Regions from separate parts of the Homo sapiens genome. Here all the other regions are linked to region 1. Evidence: chromatin contacts called from ENCODE Hi-C or POLR2A ChIA-PET data. All regions are on one chromosome and are shown on one strand. Each heading gives the region's core, a stretch centred on a gene start or an enhancer-like site at or near the end of the contact. The rest is flanking DNA. Distances are from core to core; before and after follow the strand shown. Region 1 holds the start of SOWAHC (sosondowah ankyrin repeat domain family member C). Region 2 overlaps SH3RF3 (SH3 domain containing ring finger 3). Region 3 holds the start of SH3RF3 (SH3 domain containing ring finger 3). Region 4 overlaps SH3RF3 (SH3 domain containing ring finger 3).

The links. A loop is a pair of places that touch in the nucleus more often than their neighbours do. ChIA-PET counts read pairs that join two places held with the same protein, here RNA polymerase II (POLR2A). Pooled maps may share reads with other maps.
Region 2: a loop to region 1 is called in a pooled map, with 3 times the contacts of the local background. The contact joins the enhancer-like site here to the promoter of SOWAHC in region 1. A Hi-C loop is called at or near these places in 1 of 168 maps with a recorded cell type or tissue (sigmoid colon) and 6 of 50 pooled maps. POLR2A ChIA-PET finds 5 or more read pairs at or near these places in 2 of 52 experiments (PC-9 and naive thymus-derived CD4-positive, alpha-beta T cell).
Region 3: a loop to region 1 is called in a map of heart left ventricle, with 6 times the contacts of the local background. The contact joins the promoter of SH3RF3 here to the promoter of SOWAHC in region 1. A Hi-C loop is called at or near these places in 3 of 168 maps with a recorded cell type or tissue (PC-9, chondrocyte and heart left ventricle) and 17 of 50 pooled maps. POLR2A ChIA-PET finds 5 or more read pairs at or near these places in 1 of 52 experiments (BJ).
Region 4: a loop to region 1 is called in a map of CD14-positive monocyte, with 6 times the contacts of the local background. The contact joins the enhancer-like site here to the promoter of SOWAHC in region 1. A Hi-C loop is called at or near these places in 1 of 168 maps with a recorded cell type or tissue (CD14-positive monocyte), 1 of 37 single-sample maps with no recorded cell type and 8 of 50 pooled maps. POLR2A ChIA-PET finds 5 or more read pairs at or near these places in 1 of 52 experiments (GM12878).

Annotation. Positions count from the first base shown.
Region 1 is chr2:109,611,796-109,617,646 of GRCh38, forward strand. It overlaps SOWAHC (sosondowah ankyrin repeat domain family member C), which reads left to right and starts at 2,569. Exons shown (of 1, transcript NM_023016.4): 1 at 2,569-5,851. The coding sequence starts at 2,695. The coding sequence ends at 4,272. SEPTIN10 (septin 10) reads right to left here and starts at 2,171. Exons shown (of 11, transcript NM_144710.5): 1 at 2,003-2,171. The coding sequence starts at 2,032. It also overlaps a transcript of RANBP2 not described here. RefSeq lists an enhancer at 1,061-1,970 and silencers at 1,823-1,912, 1,943-2,192, 2,453-2,622.
Region 2 is chr2:109,252,787-109,258,469 of GRCh38, forward strand. All of the region lies in intron 1 of SH3RF3 (SH3 domain containing ring finger 3), which reads left to right. It also overlaps a transcript of RANBP2 not described here. Among named protein-coding and RNA genes, the nearest start is that of MIR4266, 58 kb to the right of the region's middle. RefSeq lists enhancers at 98-177, 288-417, 1,713-2,002. Within about 2 kb of position 2,990, at least 5 of the 41 ENCODE cell types and tissues checked have a DNase peak (open chromatin) inside an H3K27ac peak, as active enhancers do.
Region 3 is chr2:109,125,040-109,130,683 of GRCh38, forward strand. SH3RF3 (SH3 domain containing ring finger 3) reads left to right here and starts at 4,166. Exons shown (of 10, transcript NM_001099289.3): 1 at 4,166-5,074. The coding sequence starts at 4,502. It overlaps SH3RF3-AS1 (SH3RF3 antisense RNA 1), which reads right to left and starts at 5,080. Exons shown (of 1, transcript NR_029193.1): 1 at 2,288-5,080. It also overlaps a transcript of RANBP2 not described here. RefSeq lists silencers at 3,382-3,441, 3,822-3,891, 3,902-3,951, 3,982-4,181.
Region 4 is chr2:109,209,354-109,215,458 of GRCh38, forward strand. The region is part of intron 1 of SH3RF3 (SH3 domain containing ring finger 3); the gene reads left to right. It also overlaps a transcript of RANBP2 not described here. Among named protein-coding and RNA genes, the nearest start is that of MIR4265, 71 kb to the left of the region's middle. RefSeq lists enhancers at 4,771-4,820, 4,861-4,910. Within about 2 kb of position 4,423, at least 7 of the 41 ENCODE cell types and tissues checked have a DNase peak (open chromatin) inside an H3K27ac peak, as active enhancers do; they include CD14-positive monocyte, where a contact is called at or near this core.

The sequences.
Region 1 (5,851 bases), core at 1,319-3,818:
CTATAAGAATGGCTAAATTAAAAATAAGGACACCACCAAATGCTGGTAAGGATGTGCAGAAACTGGACCTCTCATACTTTCCTGGTAGGGATGCAAAATAATACAGCCATTCTGAGAAAGTCTGGCAGTTTCTTACAAAACTAAGCATGCAACTACCATATGACCCAACAATTGTATTCCTGGGCATCTATCCCAAAGAACTGAAGACTTATGCTTACATTATGAGTTACTGTACATGAATGTTTATAGCAGCTTTATTGCCAATAGCCAACAACTGAAAACAACCTAGATATCCTTCAAACTGTGGCACAATCATACCATGGAATACTACCCCAGCAAACTGCAGATATATGCAACAACCTGGATGAATCTCCAGAACTTTGCTGAGTTGAAAAAAAAAAAATCCAATCTCAAAAGGTTACTAACTGGGTGATTCCATTATATAAGTCTTGGAATGACAAAATTATAAGAATAAAAACGAATCACTGATTGTCTGGGGTTAAGAAGGAGGCAGGGCAGGAAAGAAGTGTGTGTGGTTATAAAAAGGCATTAAGGGATCCTCCTGGTCCTGGGAACATCCTTTATCTTCACTGTATCAATCAATGACAATATGCTGGTTGTGATATCGTACTATGGGTTTGCCAGATCTTATTGTGGAAAGGTGGATAAAGGGTACAGGGTTCTCACTATACTGTATTATTTCTTACAACTGCATATTAATCTACAATTAACGCAAAATACAGTTTAATTCGAAAATAAGTAAAGTTAGCCTCAAAGCAAATTAAGTACAATTAAAAATAAATCTAACATCAGCTAAATGAAGTGTTCTCTTCTGCTCAAGCTTGTTTGGATACGTAATCTATGAATCAAAGAATTTATAAAACACATTTTCCTCACCAGGACCCCTCAATTTTCCCTCACTCACACATGCACACAAACACAGCAACTGAGACAAGGGGGTCCAGACAGAAAATTTGAGATTTTTAAAAAATACGCGATAGAATGAAAAGAGACCTGGGCTGAATCAGGGAGAAAAATCTTTGTCCAGGTTCTATAAAACAAACCAACGGTGTCACTTTGGACGGATCCTCTAATCTCTCAGCCTGCAATCTGAACTGTTTCTACAATTTAAACTTCTCATGTAGGAGGTTGCTTAGTAGAGTGGTTCTCAAACTTTTTGGTCTCCAGCCTCCAAAGAGCTTTTGTTTACACAGATGAAAACCACCAATGTTTACTATCAAAAATTAAAAGGGAGAATTTGTTTTTAAGAATACACAGGCATCGGGCCTCCAAACGGCGGTGAGATCACTCCATACCATGTAGCCTTTGGAAAACTCGATGTACACGACCTTGGTACTATTAACGAAAATAGTTGTAACCACACTTGGAAAACCGCTGGCTTACTAACAAGCGAGATAAATCTACAAAAGTAACTGGAAAGGTTCAAAACAGTGAACAAACGCGTTCTTTTAGAGTACAAAAGAGTCAAGGCGGGAAAAAAACGGTTTAAAATCCCAATGGAGGAAAACTTGGACGACCACACCATCGGATAAAACGGGAGAGCTTTTGAAAAGCCAGGGGAGCCGGGCTTTCTCCCGGCGGCAGGGAGGCTCGGAAGTGCTCACGGCTGCAAAAGATGACCGCTATTCAATCAGTCCGCACTGCGCCTTCAACTCCGTTATAGCCGTAAGAGACCCACAAACACCGCTGTGGATGTAACTTTTGGCAAAGACCGGGAAGTCGTTCAAGAACTCTCCCACCGTCCCGACGCTGGCGCCGCGCCCCGCGAACCGGGGTCCGGCCGCGCCCAGGCTCCGCAGAGGCTCCTCTCCCGCCCCAGGCGCCCGGCCGCCGCGGAAGCCGGGGAGCACTGGGCGGGCGGGGCCGGAGGGGGCGCGGGTCACAATCCCGGGCCGGACCAGGGGGCCGGTGGGTCGAGGGCGGGAAGTCCCGCGGGGGCCGGGGAGCGCGGGGCTGGGGCCCCGGCGTCGGCGGGACTCACCAGGTGCCGCGCCACCTCGGAGGAGGCCATGGTCGCGGGCAGGGGCACGGTGAAGCGGCTGTATCAGCCCGGCCCCGAGCGGCTGGTCCCGGCGACGGCGGCGGGAAGGCCGGAGGGCAGAAGCAACGGGCGGGGCGCGAGGCTAGGCTGCCTCCGCGACGGGGAAGGGACAGGGGCGGGGCCGAGCTGGAGGCCTCCGGGGGCGGGGTTGGGGCGGACGCCCTGTGGTGCGCGCTGAGCGTTTTGCCTGCGCCAAGCGAGCCCCTCACAGGAGCTACCCTCGACGCCTGAGGACTGAGCGTCAGCGTTGGGGCGGGCTGAAGGAGAGCTGGGACTCCAGGAAGACGGCGCGAGGAATGCAGGCGGGAACTGCGGAGCAGTGATTGCGGCCCTCGCGAGGCCGGAAGTGGGCGGGCCTTGAGGCGAGGCCGCCCTAGGTAGGTGTGGCCGAGACAGCGGGGAGCGGAAGTGGGCGTGGCCTGGTGGCGTGGGCGCGGGGCGGGGGTGCGGGGGGCGTGTCCGCCCGGGCGCGGCCCAGTGAGGCGGTGGCCGAGTCCTCTGGCCTCAGACGCGTAGGCTGGCAGCCCGCTGAGCCCGCCAGACTCCGCCGCCGTCGGGAGCCGGCCGCTGGGAGCCCGTCGCTATGGGACCGCGCTGAGCCGCCCGCTGGCGGGGGAGCAGCGCGGTCGAGGATGGAGGGGCCGGCAGAGTGGGGCCCCGAGGCGGCGCTGGGCCCCGAGGCGGTGCTGCGCTTCCTGGCGGAGCGCGGGGGCCGGGCCCTGCACGCCGAGCTGGTGCAGCACTTCAGGGGCGCCCTAGGCGGCGAACCGGAGCAGCGCGCCCGCGCCCGCGCGCACTTCAAGGAGCTGGTGAACGCCGTGGCCACTGTGCGCGTCGATCCCGCCGACGGCGCCAAGTACGTGCACCTCAAGAAGAGGTTCTGTGAAGGGCCGTCCGAGCCCTCCGGGGACCCGCCGCGAATCCAGGTGACCGCCGAGCCCGAGGCCCCCGACGGCCCTGCCGGGCCCGAGGCGCGCGATCGGCTCCCCGACGCGGCGGCCCCGGAGTCGCTCCCTGGACAGGGCCGCGAGCTGGGCGAGGGAGAGCCCCCCGCCCCCGCGCACTGGCCGCCCCTGAGCGCCGGGGCTCGCAGGAAGAACTCGCGGCGCGACGTGCAGCCCCTACCGCGGACTCCAGCCCCGGGGCCCAGCGAGGACCTGGAGCTCCCGCCACATGGCTGCGAGGAGGCGGACAGGGGCAGCTCCCTTGTGGGGGCTACCGCACAGAGGCCGGCCCGCCAGAACCTCCGTGACCTGGTGATGGGCAGCTCCCCGCAGCTGAAGAGGAGCGTGTGTCCCGGGGGCAGCAGCCCGGGCAGCTCCTCCGGGGGAGGACGCGGCAGAGGCGGGGGCGACTCAGACAGCGCATCGGTGGCCTCGTCGTCCGCGGAGGAGGAGAGCAGCGGCGGAGGCTCCGTGACGCTGGACCCCCTGGAGCACGCGTGGATGCTCTCTGCCTCCGATGGCAAGTGGGACAGCCTGGAGGGCTTGCTCACCTGCGAGCCCGGCCTGCTGGTCAAGCGGGACTTCATTACCGGCTTCACTTGCCTGCACTGGGCCGCCAAGCACGGCAGGCAGGAGCTTCTGGCCATGCTAGTCAACTTCGCCAACAAACACCAGCTGCCGGTGAACATCGACGCCAGGACGAGCGGGGGTTACACCGCCCTGCACTTGGCAGCCATGCACGGCCACGTGGAGGTGGTGAAGCTGCTGGTGGGGGCCTACGACGCCGATGTGGACATCAGGGACTACAGTGGGAAAAAGGCCTCCCAGTACCTGAGTCGGAGCATCGCCGAGGAGATCAAGAACCTGGTGGGAGCCCTGGACGAGGGTGACGGGGAAAGCGCCGCGGGTAGCGGCGGCGGGCGCTGGAGGCTTTCAAAGGTGCTTCCCTCGCATCTCATCACCTACAAACTCTCACACGCCCTAGAAGATGGAGGGGACCATCACCACCATCACCACTCGGCTGAGGGGTGGGTCGGAGGCAAAGCCAAGGATCCAGGGCGCAAAGCCTCGGGCAGCTCTAGTGGACGTATAAAACCCAGACTCAACAAAATCCGATTCAGAACCCAGATCGTCCACACCACACCCTCTTTCAGGGACCCAGAGCAGCCGCTGGAGGGCAGGGGGGAGGAGGGAGTGGGGGAGGAACGACCTGTTAAAGGCCACTCGCCCTTCACATTGAGACCAAAGTCCAATGTATTTGGGTAAAAATTGCTTCTTTTAGAAAATGCAAAGGTTTATTTGTCTTAATAAATTGAATACTAGGTGTTGTAAGGAAGTGAGACCAGAAGGACAAGCTAAATTATGCATTCTTACTTGAGGGATCGGAATGGATGGGGCGGAGTTCTCTTCAGGCTAGCCTTCTGGGAAAAGTGGATGTCTTTTTCAGAGATTCATCATACCTTGACCTGTACCTCTTCTCTGCCCTCCACTTCCCTGCCCTGGAGTCCGTTTCTGGAGACTAGAAATGTATCTAAATTGGGGGAACAGAATGAATGAATTAATGAATGAGAGTTCCTTTGCTTTAACCATTCCTGGATGCCTGCAAAGTAAGGAATAATGCAGTTTTTATGTATCTGATTTTATAAGGGGTTACTCTTTCAAGAGTAACAAAAAAATGCAAACTGTAATGAAACTACATTGTATTTCTAAGTGTGAAAACGACAGGCTGCCCCGTTTTTACTAATTGCATTTGCATTTTAAGGTACTACTGAAGGTCAGATCAAAGTTGAAATGCAAAAATACTAATTAGAGAATAATGTGAATAAAATGGGAATCTTCTTGGTATTTTATGTGTATTGTAAGTAGCAGTTAAATTATTTTTTTAAAAGCAATTTCAGTTTTAATCACTGAACAAAAGAAACAGGCAACATTCACTTCTGTAGTATGGTTTCCACCTATCTCTAACACCACTATTAAGGTACACCAGTGTTAAGGTACATTAATAACTACACAAAATTTTATTTAAAGAGAACACTTAGCAGCCTATGATAGTTTTCAATAAAATGTTGCCTCTCTTTCGGATTCTCACTAACTTTTGTTACTATTCTAAAAGTTTGAATTTGCTGGGGTGTTTATTCTGAGGATTATTTAACCATTGTTCTATTTGGCATAACCCTATTTAATGGTGCTTAGAGCTGAATTACCTACAGAAACTGTTTCTGGTTTAAATAATTAGCACAAATTGGCCTAAGTATTCATGAGCCCATGTTTCTGTGAAGTAATTATTAAACCAACTTAATGATTCTTATGTAAGGTACACTTTTTATTTTAATACATTGGTAGTCTCTATGACTTGTAGCAATGTTTTACAAATGTTTAAAATGCTAAACTTAATTTTCCAAGCTTTTCTTGACAATTAGATACCTATCCTGTAGTTACTGAAAATCTGGGTAGTAAATCTACCCAATTAAAATGGCACTTTATAAAAGGGAATAGAGAAGAGATGGGACTATTTCTATATTTAAATGCTGCTGGCTATTCCTTTGTATATAAATGAAAAATACCATTCATTAAAATTAAGTACTCGTTTAAGTATGGTTCTTAATTACATTTCATTCATTTATATTAGAGTAAATGGCTTCATAACTACTTTAAAATTTAACCCACAAGCATATTAAATCTGTTTGTTATAAGATTGGAAACAATTTTTGAGAGGGACTAATTTAAACAAGTCCTCCTTTAGTCTTTTGGGTCGCGTAGTTGCTGAAACCTAAGTACCTGCAGCCTACAGGATAAGGAAGTTCACAGCCTGCGGGGTGAATGAACCCATGTGTGAACTGCACAG
Region 2 (5,683 bases), core at 1,740-4,239, 360 kb before region 1:
AAGTGTTGAATATCTGTGTCATTTACCTAATACTGTCTTGAAAGTGAAAAACACTGGTTATATAGGTATGTGAAGTACAGTTTGGGTATTGTATTGTACCATCATAAAGTAGAAAAATCCTAAGTCAGCCCATCGTAAGTAGGGGACTGACTGTAGTCAATCACCCTATTCTTCTTGAACCTCAAAAAGCAAAATCCATCAGTTTAAATGTAGACCCACATGTGTAGCCTTTACTTTTTTTTTCTTTTTTTTTATTTAAGAGCTAGAGTCTTGCTCTGTTGCCCAGGCTGGAGTGCAGTGGTGCGATCTCAGGTCACTGCAACCTCCACCTCACGAGTTCAAGTGATTCTCCTGCCTCAGCCTTCTGAGTAGCTGGGATTACAGCTACGTGCCACCATGCCTGGCTAGTTTTTGTATTTTTAGTAGAGATGGGGTTTCACAAGGCTGGTCTTGAACTCCTGACCTGAAGTGATCCGCCTGCCTCAGCCTCCCAAAGTGCTGGGATTGCAGGCATGAGCCACTGCGCCCGGCCTAGCCTTTAAATTTGATTAAGGTGCTTTGATTAGTTTATTTCCTTGGGAGGCAGAAGTGTTTACAAAGAAGAGGCCCCAGGATAGGCTGTGTCCATGTGGTTTCAGGACGTGGGCGCTGCTTTCCGGGTGGGCTGGTGAGGGCATTTTTTGCTGCCCAGCTCTCATGTTTCCCAGGCTTGCTATTTGTTTTCTAATCCAGGCAACAGAAATACCACTTGTGTCCATGATTTTCATGCTGGATCTAAGATGTTGAGGCAGCAAATTCTTATTCTGACTAATTTAACAGTCTTTCGGTTTAGCCTGTGCTTGGGGCTGTGCTTAGAATTTTGATAAAAATGGTTGTATCTGGGTCATTTGGAAAGGAATTTGGCTGTCTGGAAAATAGAACATATAATAGAACAGGTGGTTATTAAAGCACCAGGCCAAGTGGAGACCATGATTTCTCTTTGATTTAGATGCAAAGATTGCTATATAGGTTGACACACAAAGATTTATAATTTGTAATTTAAGAAAATAATTGTTCAGGGAGCAGAAACCAGAAAGTAATGTATGAGTATTTTTTCTTGAACTGCATTTTCTTCTTTCTAAAAGCATGGAAGTCTTTAATTCCCCTTCCACAGCTCTTAAGGCTGTCAAATGTATTGGGAATGGGGCCTGGCCCCTGAGATGTGTAGGTTATACATCATACAACTCAGGGGCCAGGCACCATTCACATCACATTTATCCTAGATTTGTCTTGAAGGGGTGCTTTTTCTGACCCACATGAGAATTTCCCTGGGCTAGTGGCAGCCAGCATGACTGCCTCACCAACCCCTCTAGCAAGGACTCTTAGAGGAAAACATGAAGAAAATCACATTTTTCTTCTGTTAGCATTTTATAGACTTCTTCACTCCACTCCAGACCTTTGGATGTCTGACCTGAGGACAATCAATATGTTTTTCTAGAGTTTTTAGCACGCAGCAGCATAGTGGCTTAGAGTGCAGACCAAGGAGTCAGTGCCATAATTTTCTACCTGTATAATCCTGTGCAAGTTGGCCTCTCTGTGCCTCAGTTTCCCCATCTGTAAAATGGGGGCAGCACATTCCTCATTGGACTGTTGGGGAGGTTAAATGGATTAATGCTGTAAAGTACTTAGAATAGGGCCTGACACATTGCATGTAAATGTTACCAGCCTCGTTCAGCTTTGCCTCTGACACTGAGCTGATGTACCTGGGTCTGGCAATACAACATTGTAGATGCTGATTAAAACTTGAGGCACATGTGAAGAAACCATGACTATTCCCATGACCCCGTGAGAAGGTTGGTCAAATAGTTTCTTTGTCTTCTGCTGGGTTTCACTTCCTGCTGTCTCAGCTGTACCCCCTAATGTTGGTGTGTGGTTGTCTCTTTCTGTGCCAGCCGCTCCCATGAGAGGAGCCTCTCATTGCCGGGACTTTAGTGGCTCGGGACAGTGCCCCATGAGCGCTCCAGTTAAGCCAACAGATGGGTACTTCTAGGCTGGAGGCACTGCCTCGCCAGGGCAGTATCTGCTCTCTGTGGATGTCCGAATTCTCACGGGTGGGCTCAGCGAGACAGTACGCTCCATGTGACCCACTCTGGTCTCAAAAGCTAGAAAAATGCTCTGGAAGGATATTGAACACCTATGTGGGGCTCTGTGGTTCAGGTTAGGTTACTCCATTAGATCATTTGTATCTGGAAAGAACAGGGATGGCTCCAACACTGTACAAGCCTGCAGTCCTCCTAAGGCTAAAAGACACAAGGTGGTACCCGTGTCATGGTGGTGGGAGGTTAAAGATTAGTGTTTGTGTGTGTGTGTCTGTGTGTGTACATGTGCACGTGTGCAACTCTTGCTTTGTGTGTGTGGCATTTCACTTTCCTAATCAATTTAGGCAACCTGTTGGGGCTTCGGAATAGTGCATCTAGGTTGGAAGTATCTCCCAGTGAATGGGTCACACTGTCACACTGGGCTTCCAGCAGACCCCATACCACCCACCGGTGAAACTTGAGTAAAGCTACTCTAAGAATACAGAGCATTGGAGAAGTGCTTTATTCGGTTAACTTTACCACCACCAGGGAATGTCTGGGTTGTTCTCAATGATCAGTATGAAGGTCTGTGGGGTTGTGGACACATTCAGGGTTGGACTGGGGTTCGTATTAGTCAGCCGACTGGGTATCTTTATTCACAGAAGAGGCAAAATTAGCAAATAACCCCATCAAAATCATCTTGATAGTTGTTCTCACCAAGGTTGCTATCACCTCTATAATTATGAAAATGTTTTATGAGGTAGGCTTGGGAATTTGAACACCTTTTGAGAACTGTTGGGAACAACCTTCTCAGTTAAGTAAAGAAACTACTTACCAGAAAACATGTGGAGGACACTGGGGTGATAATTCATGGTCATTTCCGATAAGCTACTTCTAGGGCCAGAATCTCTGCTGAATCTCAGCTTCCTGATTTAATGAAGACAAGGAAATGAAACCGCCCTGCCGACTGTTTGTGCTTTTAATAGGCCGAGTTTTCAGAAAGAGAAGACAGTTAAATTAGTTTTCCTTTTTGCCCTTTTCATTCTCCCTGCTTCTGTCCTGCAGATCAAGGCCTTTGAAAGGAAGGGGAAGAGGAAGTGTTTTCTTGCTTAGTGAATAGGATGCACCTGTCCCCTGAGGAAGATTCCCTGTGTGTGCTTGTATGTAAATGTACATACTCTCTTACTGTCCTCTTTTTCCTCCTCACAAATGTAAGCCTGTATGTGCTTCATATTAATACTTGGCATTCCCATGAGCCTGCAAAGTCTGGAGGGAGAGGCCAGGCCCGTGCTTCTGGCCGCTGTGACCCAGCACCTGGCGGAGGCCCTCACTGAGTCCTGTCCCCTGAGTGGAGGTGAAAGGTAGACAAGGAAGACCCCACAGTTGGAGAGCCTGCCATGGACAGGTCGCGCATTGTTTCACTTGGGCCTGGTTGAGCGTATTACTGGGAGTGGGGGAAGTTGACGCTGTGACGTAGTCCTGGGGCGAGCTTGGAAGGTGCTCTGGGCTTGTCAGTTGACAGTGTGTCATTAGGGATATGAGCGGCAATGCGATGTCCTCCCCTGCAAGGAAGGAGATGTTTCAGACTTACCATTGACTGAAACAGGGAGACGAGTGCTCTCTCATGGAAACAGGGGAGATTTGAGATCAGTCACAAACACTTACCAAGGCCCAGGTTCAGTCCACTCCTGGAGCTTTGAGGGGCTAGTGTGTAAAGGGCACAGAAGCCCTTTTGCTAGGTGCACTGGCCTGAGAGCTTCGAGGGGATTTGCCAATGGGATTGTGCCACAATTTTTATTACTTTTTCCCTAGTCTTCGTGGTCTAAGTTTTGTTTTCTCAATCTTTCTTTTCTCATCTTCCTTGTGTGGAGTTAACTTTTAATCAGGGAAAGGGAATACATCGAGCTATTGATGAATGAATCACTGGAGAAAACAGTGAAGTGGGATTTTTATTTCAGGGTCTCTTAGGTGGCAGTGCCGGGTGACAGGTGGGGGTGTCCCTTGTCTTCCATTGTCCCGGAGACTAACCATCAGCCTCTACCTAATTGAATGGCATTTTTATGTGTTTTTCATGAACGGTGGTGGATGGAGATGTGTGGAGGACTAGCAGCTCTTCATGCTGGAGGGAGTTATTCCGCCTCTGCTCTCAGACAGCCTGTGACCAGGCACGGGTCACATTGCTGCCCTGGACTTGCACTGTATGGCATTTGAATGTCATGTAGGGGCACCGTGTATTTCAGTGGCTGTGTCTAGGCAGCCCGAAAGCCACTGAATCCCTCATGTCCACTCTGCAGCCGACATTCACTCAGCATCCTGGAAAAGTGCCCACTGGGGCAGGAGCTTCTCTTGCTCATGTGGACATGACGGTAAGTCCTTCTTGGAGAGGCAGCATCAAGTCATGTTGTTCGTTCTGTGGCCAGGAGGTACAAAGTCAGCTGTTTCTGCTTTTAAGTGATGTGGGCTTAAGGAAGAGGGAAGGAGGAATGAAGGAAAGAAAGGAATTGAGGAGGGAATGAAAGAAGGAGAGGGAGGGAGGGAGAGGAAGGGAAGGAGGGAGAGGAAGGGAAGGAGGGAAGGAAGGGAGGAAGGGACGGAGGGAGGGAGGAAGAAGCCCCATGGCTTTCTTGTAAATAGCAGCTGCCCTGAAGTCTGTGAAGGGCACACCAAGAGTCTGGCTGGGAGGTTGTCAGCTAGGAAACTGTGGCCCAAGTTCGTGGTGAGTGAGGAGTTACTTTCTTCCCTTGACCACTGGAGCAGGATAGACTCTGCCTGCCACCCATCCCATGAAGAAGACTTTCCTTCTGAGTGCCTTGGTTTGCGCTTCAGGGAAGCCACTGACACGTTCATTACCTGTTTCCTGAAGTAGACAGTTAGAGCTCCCTGTCTCAGTGTCCAAAAAAACCAAGGGGCCCCAAGTGCAGAAACAAGGGCTGAAAATGTATGTTTTACGGACAGGAGACAGCCAGCCTGTTTAAGTGGAGGCTTTTTTGGAAACCCCACTTTCCCAGTGAGTCACAGTAAACACAGACAGAGCACACTGCTTCTCTGACACCAGGGCCAGGGCTGTCCTGGGCTCAGAATGAATTAGACCAGCTTGCCTTTTGTGTTCACCATTCTAGCATTTCTTTCCCTGCTTGATTGTCACCACATGTGCACACACATACCCACATACCTGTGCACACATGTACACTTTCTTATTTGCTGACCCTCACAGCCCTGCCATCCCTGGGCTACCAGGCAGACTTTCTGATCTGGAGCTTAACCGGCCCAGACATTGGAAACACCAAGCAACTGGTAGCTGGTAAGACTTTTACCCCATCAACGAGGCTTACGAAAGAGTAAACTTACCTTAATAATGCCTAGTGGCCAGGTTTCCAGGAGTGGGGGACAGCCTGGCGCTGTTTGTAGGGGCTGAAGGGAATGTTTACTGAGGGGATCCTGATGCAGTGGCCGCTGTGACAGCCAGTCAGGAGGTCTTGTCCCCATTCTAAAGAGCGAGAAACTGCAGAGTTGAGAGGACCACAAACCCTAGTGCAGCCGGGTTTTCTGCAGGGGTCTCTACAGCTCAGAGCCTCTAGGCTTTGTCACCTCCTGGGTATTGGAGGCTTCCTCGGGCCCTCAGCACA
Region 3 (5,644 bases), core at 2,916-5,415, 490 kb before region 1:
CAACAGCAAGGCCAGGAAAGCAGTGGAGGCTACAGTCCAGGCTCACCAGGCAGTCAAGTCTGGGGTTGGCCTGTTGCCAAGGCGTGCCCCCACTCTGAGATGCTACAGGCTGCAGGCACTGCTGCTGCCAGCCACCTGCCCCATAGCTGCTGAACTCTCGGTGCTTCCTCTGCCCACGTCCCTCCACCTCCCAGAGTGTGGTGGGGGAGGGGCAGCTTTTGACTAGCTGAGCCTGTCACATTCCCACACCTTAGCAGAGTTGGTGGGGGGGTTAGAATTATCTGACTATCACCATGTGGAGCGTCTTCCAAATCTAAAAAGAAGTTCAAATTTTGGGCCGCCAAAAACCTGACATACAGCCGTCCAGTCCTGTTTCCTCTGAGCTTTTTCTCCTTTGGACAGACGCCCTGTGTTCCTTCAACTGAAACTCATGGATGAGGCCTCCGGATCCCTTACCACATCGTCATTAATTTTTGGTACCCAGAATTGGAAGTAATCTCACAAGTCTGAGGTACAATGGGATTATTTTTTTCCAAACCCTGACCACCCCCCACCTTAACTTTCATGAAGGCATCCGAAGATTTCGTTACTTCTCTAGTCAGCCATAGTACATAGATGACTCATGTTGGCTCATACAATGCTTGTGGTCAACTGAAATCCCCAGATCTTTTTAGGAATGGCTGTAAAGCCAGGTCTTCTCAATTATTTACTTATATAATTGGCTTATTGAACATGTGCAAATTTAACCGAGTAACATAAGACTGTATTTGTAATACTTCAACTATTTAGTTCACACCCTCAAATTCCCTCACGCTGTAGCACAGTGTACTTGGCTACTTCAACCAGAAATTGTAAACTGGCGGTCTGTAGGCCAATTTGACCACACATTTATTTTGTTTGGCTAATATGGTGGTTTTTGAGAACTAAATCGGTTGCCAACTGTTGAACATCAGGAGATGTCATGTAAAAAGCAGCACTTCCAACTTCTCTTGAAAGGTATGAAGGTCTAGCAACATTTGGTCGTCATTCCCCCAGGGCTGGAGCTGGGCAGCAGCTACTTCCTCTGAAGGGTGCAGACAAAGCTCACTGCAGTCCCCACCAGGCCCTGTTGCCTGGGGTTCACCCTGCTTCGTTAATTTCATGCCCTGCCCAGTCACTGTGGACATCTGGGTGCATAGTCTGTGTGTCCTGTGGGTGCTGGTTATGGCAGGGGCAAAAGGGGTAAAGTGGAGAGAGAAGAAAGCTGGGAAAGGTGGGCTTAAGTGGCTCTCTCTTGCTCTTGTCTGTCTTGGGTCGTGCAAGATAAAGATGTACTGAGGGCAGAGATGTGGCGGTGAGCTTCTGGCACGGGCATCTGTGGTTCTGACTGCCCAGCACGGCAATTCTTCTGGAAATTCTCACTTCTCCTGTGTGACTACAGAGAGTGCTGCCAGGTTCCAGATGATCCTGCTCCTGTGGCCAAGGCACACGGGTCCAAAGAGTGACCACTGGTCCATACTAGTGATAGAGTTTTAGAACTTCCAGGAGTGGCTGATGTTGTTGGAAGAAAGGCTCATGAAGATTTGACCGCATTTTCTGTCATGTGGGTTGGGAAGCAGAGGCAGCTGGTGCAAGAAAGTGAAGGGTTGAGTCATCAACTAGAGACAGGGACAGCAACACACACTGCAGGCTCTATCTGTGCTAATCTGGCTCAGCTCTTAGCCTGGGATCCTATGAGATGCCTCGTATTATTAGTGTATATTCTGCTCCCTTTAAAATTTACCTAGAGTTGGTTTCTGTTGCTTGCAACCAAAAGCACCAGGGCATGTCGTCACAGGCCGTCCTTGCTCTCTGTGAGCCCTTCCAGTGCCTGATGGGTCCCCTCTTTATGCTCCCCCTTGTCTACCATCTGCTCTTGGATCAAGCATCCTGGGTGCTCTAAAAAATTCCCCTTGTTCCTGAGCAAGGGTAAGAGTGAAAGGTGGCTCATGTGAACATGTTTCCATGCACTGCGAGGTGTGTGCCCTTCCTTCGGCCCTCAAGGGAAGCCAGGCAGCTCTGGGATGCTTTCCATCTCACCCTGTTGTTGGCGCTGATGTAAATCATACAGATGGAAATCCACATTGCTGAGAGACATCCAGGTTAAGAAAGCCACCTGCTGCTATCAGAAGCAAAGTTTCCAGGGACTAGCATCCTGATATAAGCACAGGATATGTGTAATTGAGATACTAAGATCTGCCTTCAAATCACCAGTAGGTGATGAGAGAGAGAGAGAGAGAGAGGGAGAGAGAGAAAGAGAGACGTATCCTTTCATTAATTCTACAAATATTTATTGAACACCTACTATATGCTAGTCACTGCCCTAGGCACTAAGGATATTACAGTAGAAAAGATCTGTAGCTTACAGAGAGCTTACATTCTAATGGCATGTAAACTTTATGTGTTAGTTCTGTGGATACAAAAATGAAAATTCAGCCCCAATGGCTTTACAAGTATGAATATCACTTTCCTCATTTGTAAAATGAGTTTAAAATAATTATCACAGGTTGGGCACCGTGGCTGGCGCCTGTACTCCCAGCACTTTGTGAAGATGAGGTTGGAGGATCTCTTGAGCCCAGGAGTTTGAGACTAGCCTGGGCAACATAAGGAGACCCTGTCGCTACAAAAAATTTAAATTAAAAATTTAGCCAGGCGTGGTGGCGCACCTGTAGTTTCAACTATTCAGGAGGCTGAGGTGAAAGGATGGCTTGAGCCCAAGAGTTTGAGGCTGCAGTGAGCCGTGATAGCACCCCGCGCTCTAGCCTGCCTGACAGAACGAGATCCTGTCTAAAGCTATGGAAGTAAATATAAATAAATAAAATAATTATCTGGCAGAGCTGTTTAGAGGATTAAATAATATATAGCACGCTCTTGGCCTTTTAGCCTCAACAAATACTACTTTTTTCCTTAATAATAACAGAAAGATCATACAACTTCACAAACCACAAGGACAGGCTGGCCGATAGGCAGGCCCCCCACGACTCTTCTGATGTTAGCCCTGACTGAACTCGCTGTGCAGCGTCCAACCAATCCTGGTTTGTGCTGGGCCCTGGACTGGAACCCAGCCCTTCCCGACGGGAACGCAAAGCGGCCACGAGGGGGCAGCGCACGGCAGGGAATCTTCGCCGCCGACCCCAGCCCACCGCCAAACTTCCCTGCTGCTCTCGGTCCTCCTGTACGTACTTCCGTTGCTCTGACGCTCCCAGAAGCCGGGGCGTCGGGAAGGAGAGCGCGAATTCACCCTCCTCTGCGCCTCCGTAGGAAAAAATTGGAGCGGGGGTTCACGAGACTGCGCCGCGGCGGGCGCTAGAGCCCCTCGCACAGCGTCGCCAAGGGTGCGGCGTGGAGCCGGGCGCCTGGCGCCAGGGTGCTGGTCGGCGGGCAGCGGCGCCAGCCTCCGACCCGCGACTCCGGCGAGCCAAGGCTGCGCCGGGAGGAGTCGGCGCGGGCCCCGGGGTGCCCCCTTCAACTGGAGCGCCTTCCCCTCCTGCCTTGCGGCGCATCCCCACACCTACACCGGAACGAAGCTCCGGGGCTGTCACTTCTGCGCGCTTCTCGGAAAGGAGTCTGAACTGGGAGCGCTCCGGGGGGTCGTCGGGGAGGATGCCCGGGCGTCGGCTGTGTCCCCAAGCTGCTCGCCGGCGCTGGCGAGGAAGGCAGTCGGGATAACGCCGCCCAAACTTTCCTTCGCAGCAGCGTTGGCAGGAAACGTCCCTCTCTGAGGCTCACGAAAAGCCGAAAAAGACTCGGACGCTTGGAGGAGGCAGGGCCAAGCCTGCGCAGGAGAGGTTCCCCGGAGCCCTGGAGATGTCCTAGGGGACCAGGCTAATCGCCGGCTTGCGCCCAAGCGAAGGGAAGTCCTGCAGGCACGGCGCCTCCTTCCCTGAGCCCCGCAGTGACCGTGACCTCCGCGCGCACCCCCGCGCACGTGCTCGCGGCCGAGGAAGAGGAACGGTCCTGCTGAATCCTCTGGAGGACAGCGACTAGCGAGCAGGCCAGGGGCGCATGGAGGTGCCGCGGGGGCGGTGCGGCTCGCCAGCTGCGCGGAGGAGCGTGCACGCCGCGCCCCGGCCTCCCCGGGGACCTGGCCGGCCGCTGCCCGCACTTCCTGCCGCTGGTCTCCCAGGCGCGAGCCGCCGCTTGCAGCACAGAACCCGTTGAGCTTCGTGCCCGGCAGCACCCCCGGTCCCCCGCGCGGGGCGGACTTGCGGCGGGACAGGTGTAGCCCGCAGCCGCAGGCGCTGCGCTCAGGACTGGGCGGGCTCGGCTGGCCGGTCCCCGCCACGCAGGCCGGTCCCCGCCACGCAGGCCGGTCGGTGAGCCACTTCGCACCGCCACAGCCCTAGCATCGGGCCACCAGCCGGGGTGAAGAAAGTCACGGCGGAGCCCGGCTCCCCAGTCCTGATGCTGGCTGCCGGTGGCGGGCTCCACGCCGGCCCCGGGACCTAGGCAGCCGCGCGAGACCGCTGCGGGCGCCTCCCCCATGCTGCTCGGAGCGTCCTGGCTGTGCGCATCCAAGGCGGCCGCCGCTGCTGCGCAGAGCGAGGGCGACGAGGACAGGCCAGGCGAGCGACGGCGGCGTCGGGCGGCGGCCACCGCCGCGGGGGCGGGCGAGGACATGGACGAGTCGTCGCTGCTGGACCTGCTGGAGTGCTCCGTGTGTCTGGAGCGCCTGGACACCACGGCCAAGGTGCTGCCATGCCAACACACTTTCTGCCGCCGCTGCCTGGAGAGCATCGTGTGCTCGCGCCACGAGCTGCGCTGCCCCGAGTGCCGCATCCTGGTGGGCTGCGGCGTGGACGAACTGCCCGCCAACATCTTGCTGGTGCGACTGCTGGACGGCATCCGTCAGCGGCCCCGCGCGGGCACCAGCCCCGGCGGCAGCCCGCCCGCGCGTCCCATCCCAGGCCAGAGTGCGGCCCCCACGCTCGCGGGCGGCGGGGGCGGCGCGGCAGGCAGCACCCCGGGTTCCCCGGTTTTCCTCTCCGCGGCCGCGGGCAGCACCGCCGGCAGTCTGCGGGAGCTGGCGACCAGCAGGACCGCGCCGGCGGCAAAGGTGAGTATCTGTCTCGGCGGAAGTGGCCACGGCACGTGGGAGTGTGTGGGTGGGTGCTTGGGCGTGGGGGGCAGTGATGAGGTGCGGAGGAGACCACGGGTGGTCCTGCGTTGGCCCACTCCGCTGTTGCTCTTCCTCCAACTTCGCTTGCTTGGTGGCGGCATCCGGCCCCTGGGCAGCTCGCCGCTTGTTCACGTGTGTCCCATCCTCCTGTGGAGTGGGCACGCCTTCCTGTCCCGTCGCTCACCCCCGATTCCTTGGCCGGACTTGTTACCCTGCCTCTTAAACTTAGCATCGCCCTTGCGTCTCCCTAGAAACGGGGACCTTCTTCCTCTGGGTCCCCAGACACTCCCTCTGCACACCCTGGGCCTGCCTAGAGAAAAGTTAGCCCTTAACGTTTCTGACAGGGCTCTGATGGCTGCTCTGGGAAGCCCGCGGGCCTCCTGCCTGCGGTGTGGCTAAGGAGGGGAGGGCAGAAGGCAGAGTGGGACTGGGGTTTGGAGGAATGCTTCTAGTAGTCTGGAAGGAGTTAATCTGGAGGCCCCAGGAGCCTTTTGACCCAGCCCTTTT
Region 4 (6,105 bases), core at 3,173-5,672, 400 kb before region 1:
AACAGTTGGCTTCCTAGGAAGATGCCCTGAGTGATAGTGTTTGTCCATTTCCAGGGTGTAAACACTCCCACCTGGCCGATTCCAAGCTGCTTATGTGATGCCATGGGTTGGGAGAGCTGCAAACACTCCTGAGCTGGGAGAGCAGGCCTGGGTACAGCAAGGGAGGCGAGAACTGTGCAGTGTGTTATCTGAGGAAAGTTCCTAGCTCTCATGGGGAAGATTTTCCTTCCTTTTGAGTTTCCTATCCACTCCCTGCTGTGTAGGTGGGGAGGAAAGGGAGAAACGCTGTGAATCAGTCGACTGCTCCTCTGGCAAGCAGGACCCATTTCTAAAGCATGAGTCACTACAAAATGTAGCTTTTTAGATGGAAAAATCTATTTACAAACCCTAGGTGAGAGTAAATGGTTTGTTCACCTCCTGTGCTTACTTGGTAGAATGACAAATTGGACACTCCAGTATTCCAAGATTTATTATTGTGACAAAACATATATTACATAAATTTTACCATTTTTAAGTCTACAGTTCAGTGGCATTAAGTACGTCCCCCCTGTTTTGTAACCACTGCCACTATTTCTGAGCAACACCTTTCCAAACTGTGTCCCCATTAAACACGAACTCCTCCACGCTCAGCCCCCCCAGTAACCTCTGTTATACTTTCTGTCTCTGTGAATGACTATTCTAGGGACCGCAGAGTCAAACAGTATTTGTCCTTTTGTGTCTGGCTTATTTCATTTAGCACAGGGTCCTCAGGATTCATCGACATAGCCGCATGCGTCACAATCTCCTTCCTCCTTCATGCTGAATAATATTCCATTGTATGGCTAGACCACATTTTGTGTATTCATTCATCTGTTCACAGACATTTGGGTGTTTCTGCCTTTTGGCTGTTGGGAATAATGTCACTATGCGTGTAGGTGTACAAACATCTGTTTGAGTCCTTGCTTTGAGTTTTTTTGAGTATAGACCTAAAAATGATATTTCAAGATTTTTAATGTCACTGATCTGTGAAGTCCAAAGCGGGAAAGCCTGGTCTTTTCCGTGCTCCCTCGTTTTGTCTGTAGGCATTGAGCACAGTGAGGCTACATGTTGTTTTCAGAGTTGCCCAGCAGCCTGGAGACTGCTGGAGCTGCATCCCAGGGAGACAGTGGCTGGAGTAACACCAACCAGACAATGAGATGGGACATCTGGGGCTTTCAAGAGCTCAGGGCAAATGGCCTAAGCAGGTGGCTCTGCAGGTGTGGATTGTGTCCAGCTCAGGGAAGTGCCTGGGCCTGGTGGGGCCTGGAGTAAGGGGAGAGGTGGGGTCTGATGAGCTTACTCCAGGTGGGAGGCCCAGGAAGGAGGTTGGGTTTTCCTCCCGGGGTTCTCTCTGGGTGTAGGCAGGGAGGAAAGGGAGAAATGCTGTGAATTAGTCGACTGCTTCTCTGGCAAGCACGACCTATTTCTAAAGCATGAGTCACTACAAAATGTAGCTTTTTAAATTTAAAAATCTATTTACAACCTAGGTGAGAAATCTTTATTTTAATTGTGAAGGAAAACACAACCCCACTTGACACGTGGTGGAATTGCTGCTGTCCTTTCCTGTCAGAGCCTCCCAGTGGGCTGGGTTTGGGGATGGATGGGGTGCACACCCGCTCTGCTCAGTTCCTTCTTCCTCCTGGCACACGGGTTGATGACAGCTCTTCAGTTGAGTCTGTTCTGCTCTGTCTGGTAGGGAGCACACCTTTTTGGTTAATATGCCCATTTATGTGTGTCTATGGGGCCTCTGGAGAAAACGTTACTTGCAGAATTAAGCACAATTAAAGGAGAAGTGAGCCCTGCTGACCTGAAAGCAGGTGGGGGCTGCTCCTTGGCTGGGATAAAAGGCAAGGAGGCAACCCTGATAAATGGCAGCTGGCTAGGTGGTGAGGGGATGTCCTGCCATTTGCAGCAAGGCATTGGTTACAAGCCTGGATTTTGTTTAACATCTTTATTAATAATGCTGGAGGCAACAGTAAACAGCAATTTAATGAAATTCACAGAAGATGCTAAATCAGGAGGTGTTATAAACAGCAGGGAAGCCCTGGCGAGGTAAGAAGCATGGAGCGGAAGGAGTAGGGGCCGTGTCTGAGAAGAATGCAGATGGGCGCAACTGCGGTGGAGGGGGAGCCCAGTCTTCCAGGTATCCAGTAGGAGCGGATCAGCAAGCTCCGGGGCTGTCACAGAGCAGGCAGCTACGTGCTGGAGAGCACAGCAGTGGGGAGCATTAGACAGACAGATGCACATGAGCCCTTCGGCCCTTCCTGCATTTCTTTCTTTTTTTTTTTTTTGAGATGGAGTCTCGCTCTGTCACCCAGGGTGGAGTGCAATGGTGCAATCTTGGCTCACTTCAACCTCCGCCTGCTGGGTTTAAGCAGTTCTCCTGCCTCAGCCTCCCTGAGTAGCTGGGATTACAGGCATTCACCATGCCCAGCTATTTTTTGTATTTTTAGGAGAGACAGGGTTTCCCCATGTTGGCCAGGCTGGTTTCAAACTCTGGACCACAGGTGATCCGCCCTCCTCGGCCTCCCAAAGTGCTGGGATTACAGGTGTGAGACACCGCACCCAGCCCCTTCCCACATTTCTGTTACCTCTTTCTAGAAACCTGAATGTGAATGCCACTGAATTCAATAAATGACTGATTGAGCACCTGCATTGGTGTAACTGGTGGGCTTTGCGGAATTCCAGGGAGATAGCGAAACTTGGAATGTAAGCTGGTGAATGGGTGGTTGGTGCGGCTTGCCGGGCAATGGTCCGAATCGAGCCTCTGGGTGGCTGTGGTTTTGTTTGGCTTCTGGATGACTTGTCAGGGTACCAGCCACTGGTGTCTGATCTGGGATTTTCTTCCTCCTCTTCTTGACTCCTCACTTCCCTCCAACTCCATGAAATGAGGCTGCCCAGAAAAGGCTGAAGGAAGTCAGTTGGCTCGCTATGGAGGAGGGGCAGTTTTCAATTAGAGTCTGACCATGTTGTCGGGAAAGTAGGGGACTGCTTTGGCTGGTTATACGTGACTATAAATCCCAACTTGGACAGTATTTCATTTAGAATCCTGACAAGGAAAAACAATACAAAAGTCTCAAAATGAATTTGTTAGCAACCATCCTGACTGCATTGTGAGGCTTTCCGACAGCTCCAGGGAGGTTGGCTTGAGGTAGCTTTGCCCAGCTGGCTGGAGAAATGAGATCAAGTGGAGTGGCTTGAGGAGAAGTCGGCTGACCCACACATTTGACAGATCTTTTGGGTTCATTGATCTTTGTCAATGTTTCTTCTCCAGATAGCAACCTCCCTTTTCTTGTGTTAAATGGACTCACCTGATTGTAATCACAGAACTAATTGTTGTATAATAAAGACCCATTCTCTCTTTGCCCGTGGCCCAAAGCAGCCTTCTCCCCCACCCGTCAGTTCCCTCTGCCCCTGGTATTTCCCTGCTGGAGGAGTTAGACCTCCTGGTGAGCTGGTGTGGGGTAGGTGCCATACCAGGCTGGGCACTGGAAGAACAAGGGTGGATCAGACACAGTCTTGGCTTTATGGAACTTCTGTTGGGTGGGGGAGAAAGATGATTGGAATATAGTGGATGATGAAAAGACAGATGCTGCCCACACATCCCAGGGAAGCCCTGTGCTGAGCGGTGTGCAGGTGTCGGCAGCAGGGTAGGAGTGCACTCTGAGCAGGTGGAGGATGCAGTCCTGGGAAGGCTCGGAGGAATCTGAAAGCACAGTCAAGCAGTTGCATCACTTTGGGTGCTCTGGGCTGCAAGTCATGAACACCCAGTTTTTAAACTGGGTTTAAACCACATGGGCGCGGTTGCTTATTCTCTTCCTTGGCAAGAACTCTGGAAGTAGGTGGTCCCAGGGCTGCTTCTGAGCTCAGTGATGTACTCAGGACATGGCTCTTCCTCCCTCTTTGCCCTTCCACACCCTGGTGTGTCCATAGCATAAGGCTATGTGTACGCCAAACGCAGCCCGGGCATCTTGTCCTCCAGTGATAACTGCTGGGTGACAGGAGGGACGGACCAGGGCTCCTCAAACCTCCCTCATTTTATTAGGGAAGAAAGTGTTCCCAGAAGCATCCAGGACACTTCCCCTTATATCTCACTGGTGAGGACGTGGCCCCAGGATCTGCAGGGAGCCTGGAGAAGGGCATATCTGCCATCTGAAGCCTCTATCACCTAACAGGGGGCTGGGCTCTTAAAGCAAGGAAGATGGGGGCATTGGGTGGACACCAGCTGTGTCCAACACAGCAGGCACCTTTGAGCCATGTCAGGGCAGCAAACTGTGTGTCTACACAGGCATACTAAGGTCAGGTCAAGATGGCTTCATCTGTCACGTGTCAGAGCCTGGCCTTTATCCTTTACCTTGAGTGGGGAACGTGGGGATGGTTTTAAATAGGAACGTGACGTGGTCTCACTGTGGTGTGGTGTGATAGGGTGTGGTGTGGTGTGGTGGATGGGCTGGAAGGGCAGGGTTACAGCCCGTGGGTCGTTCTGAGGTCACTGAAGTAACCCAAGCCCATGAGGCAAAGCCTCCCGGGACACTGGTGTCAGAGTGTGGAGGAAGCTGACTCAGTGACTGCCCTCAGAGGCCTGGAGCAGTCCCTGCAAAAGACCTGTGGATTGGGTGGACGTGGCGGGCAGGGGAGGGAGGAGCTCTGAGACCAGCCCTGCAGTTCTGGTTGGAGGAAATGGAGGGCAGGCAGTGGTCACTGGACGGCGAGGAGGAAGGGGTGTTTCTGCCAATTGTCTTGGGTGTGCCGGGTGCCCCCATGCTGCGTCTAGGTAGGGGCCTCAGCAGGCTGTTGGAGGTGAGGCTAAGACGCAGACTGGAAGTGACTGGAAATAAAGCTGTCAGCATGTGGTTTATGGGTAAAACCACAAGAGATAAGATCACCCAAAGGGAGTGGCCCCAAAAGCTGGGGCAGAAGGGCTTGCCTTATTCTCCTGGGAGCATTGCTACCCTGGCAGAGGAGGGGCCTTGGGGCTGTGGGGGCAGCAGGAGGCCGGGGCCACGTGTGCTGTGTAGAGAGTTCTTGTGTAACAAACCTGCACACTGTGTACATGTACCCTAGAACTTAAAGTATTAAAAAAAAAGAGTCATAGAAAAGAGAAAAAAAAAAAAAGGAGTGGAGCCCAAGCCAGCCAGGCCCTGGCGTAGAAGACCTGTGAGACAAGGACTAAGAAATTTCATTGACATGAAACAAAAGGGGGATGATTGAAAGACAGCCAAACAGGAATCCTTTTTGAGGAGGACATCTGAACAGCCCTGGAAGAACGTCTCTGCCTGACACTCTTGCTGGCATCTGTGGGCTCTCTCTGTCCCGTGGACAGGACAATCAGAAGATGGGCTCCACTCCAGCTGCAACTCTGGTGACATTTAGCTGTGTGGCCTTGAGCCTGTGGCTTCACCCCTCTGGACTTGCGTCCTCACCCCTAAAGGGGAGCAAGATCTATGTATATTGGAGACTGAGTTCCAAGGGCTGCTGGGGGTGACGCGGACAGCAGTGTTTTGGGAGATCTGAGACTTGGAGGGTGGTAGGCACTGACACCACAGCCCAGGAGCTCTGCACCAGCTGTAGTGAGCTGAGGAGAGAAGGGGCACGTCGCTGAGCTCACACATCTTGGTGGAGGCAGAGTAAGATCTCAAATAATCTGAGAAAACAGCTTTTGTACTTCTAACCAGTAAAGCTGTCCATGGAAAAAATGAGCAGCGTTAAACCTTCAGTGGGACGACTAACCTCCATACACATCACAATTGACCGTGTTAAGCATCTACGTGTCTTTCTGTGTTTCTCTCTCTCTGAGCATTGCTCAATTATGGAATAAGAAGTCTGTAACCTCCCCTCATGGTCCCTGCCCCCTTACTAATGTCACGGGCAGAGGAAACTGGAGGGTAGGGGAGAAGGCCACTTTGGGTCATGGGTAAAGAGAGAATAAGTCTTCATTATACAATTGTTTTGTGATTAAAATCAGGAGAGTTGATTTAACACCAGAGAAGGGAGGGTGCATTCTGGAGAAGGTACGTTGATAAAGATCAGTGAACTCAGATGCTTTGTAAAATACTCAAGCTAGCTGACCCCTCCTCAAGCCACTTT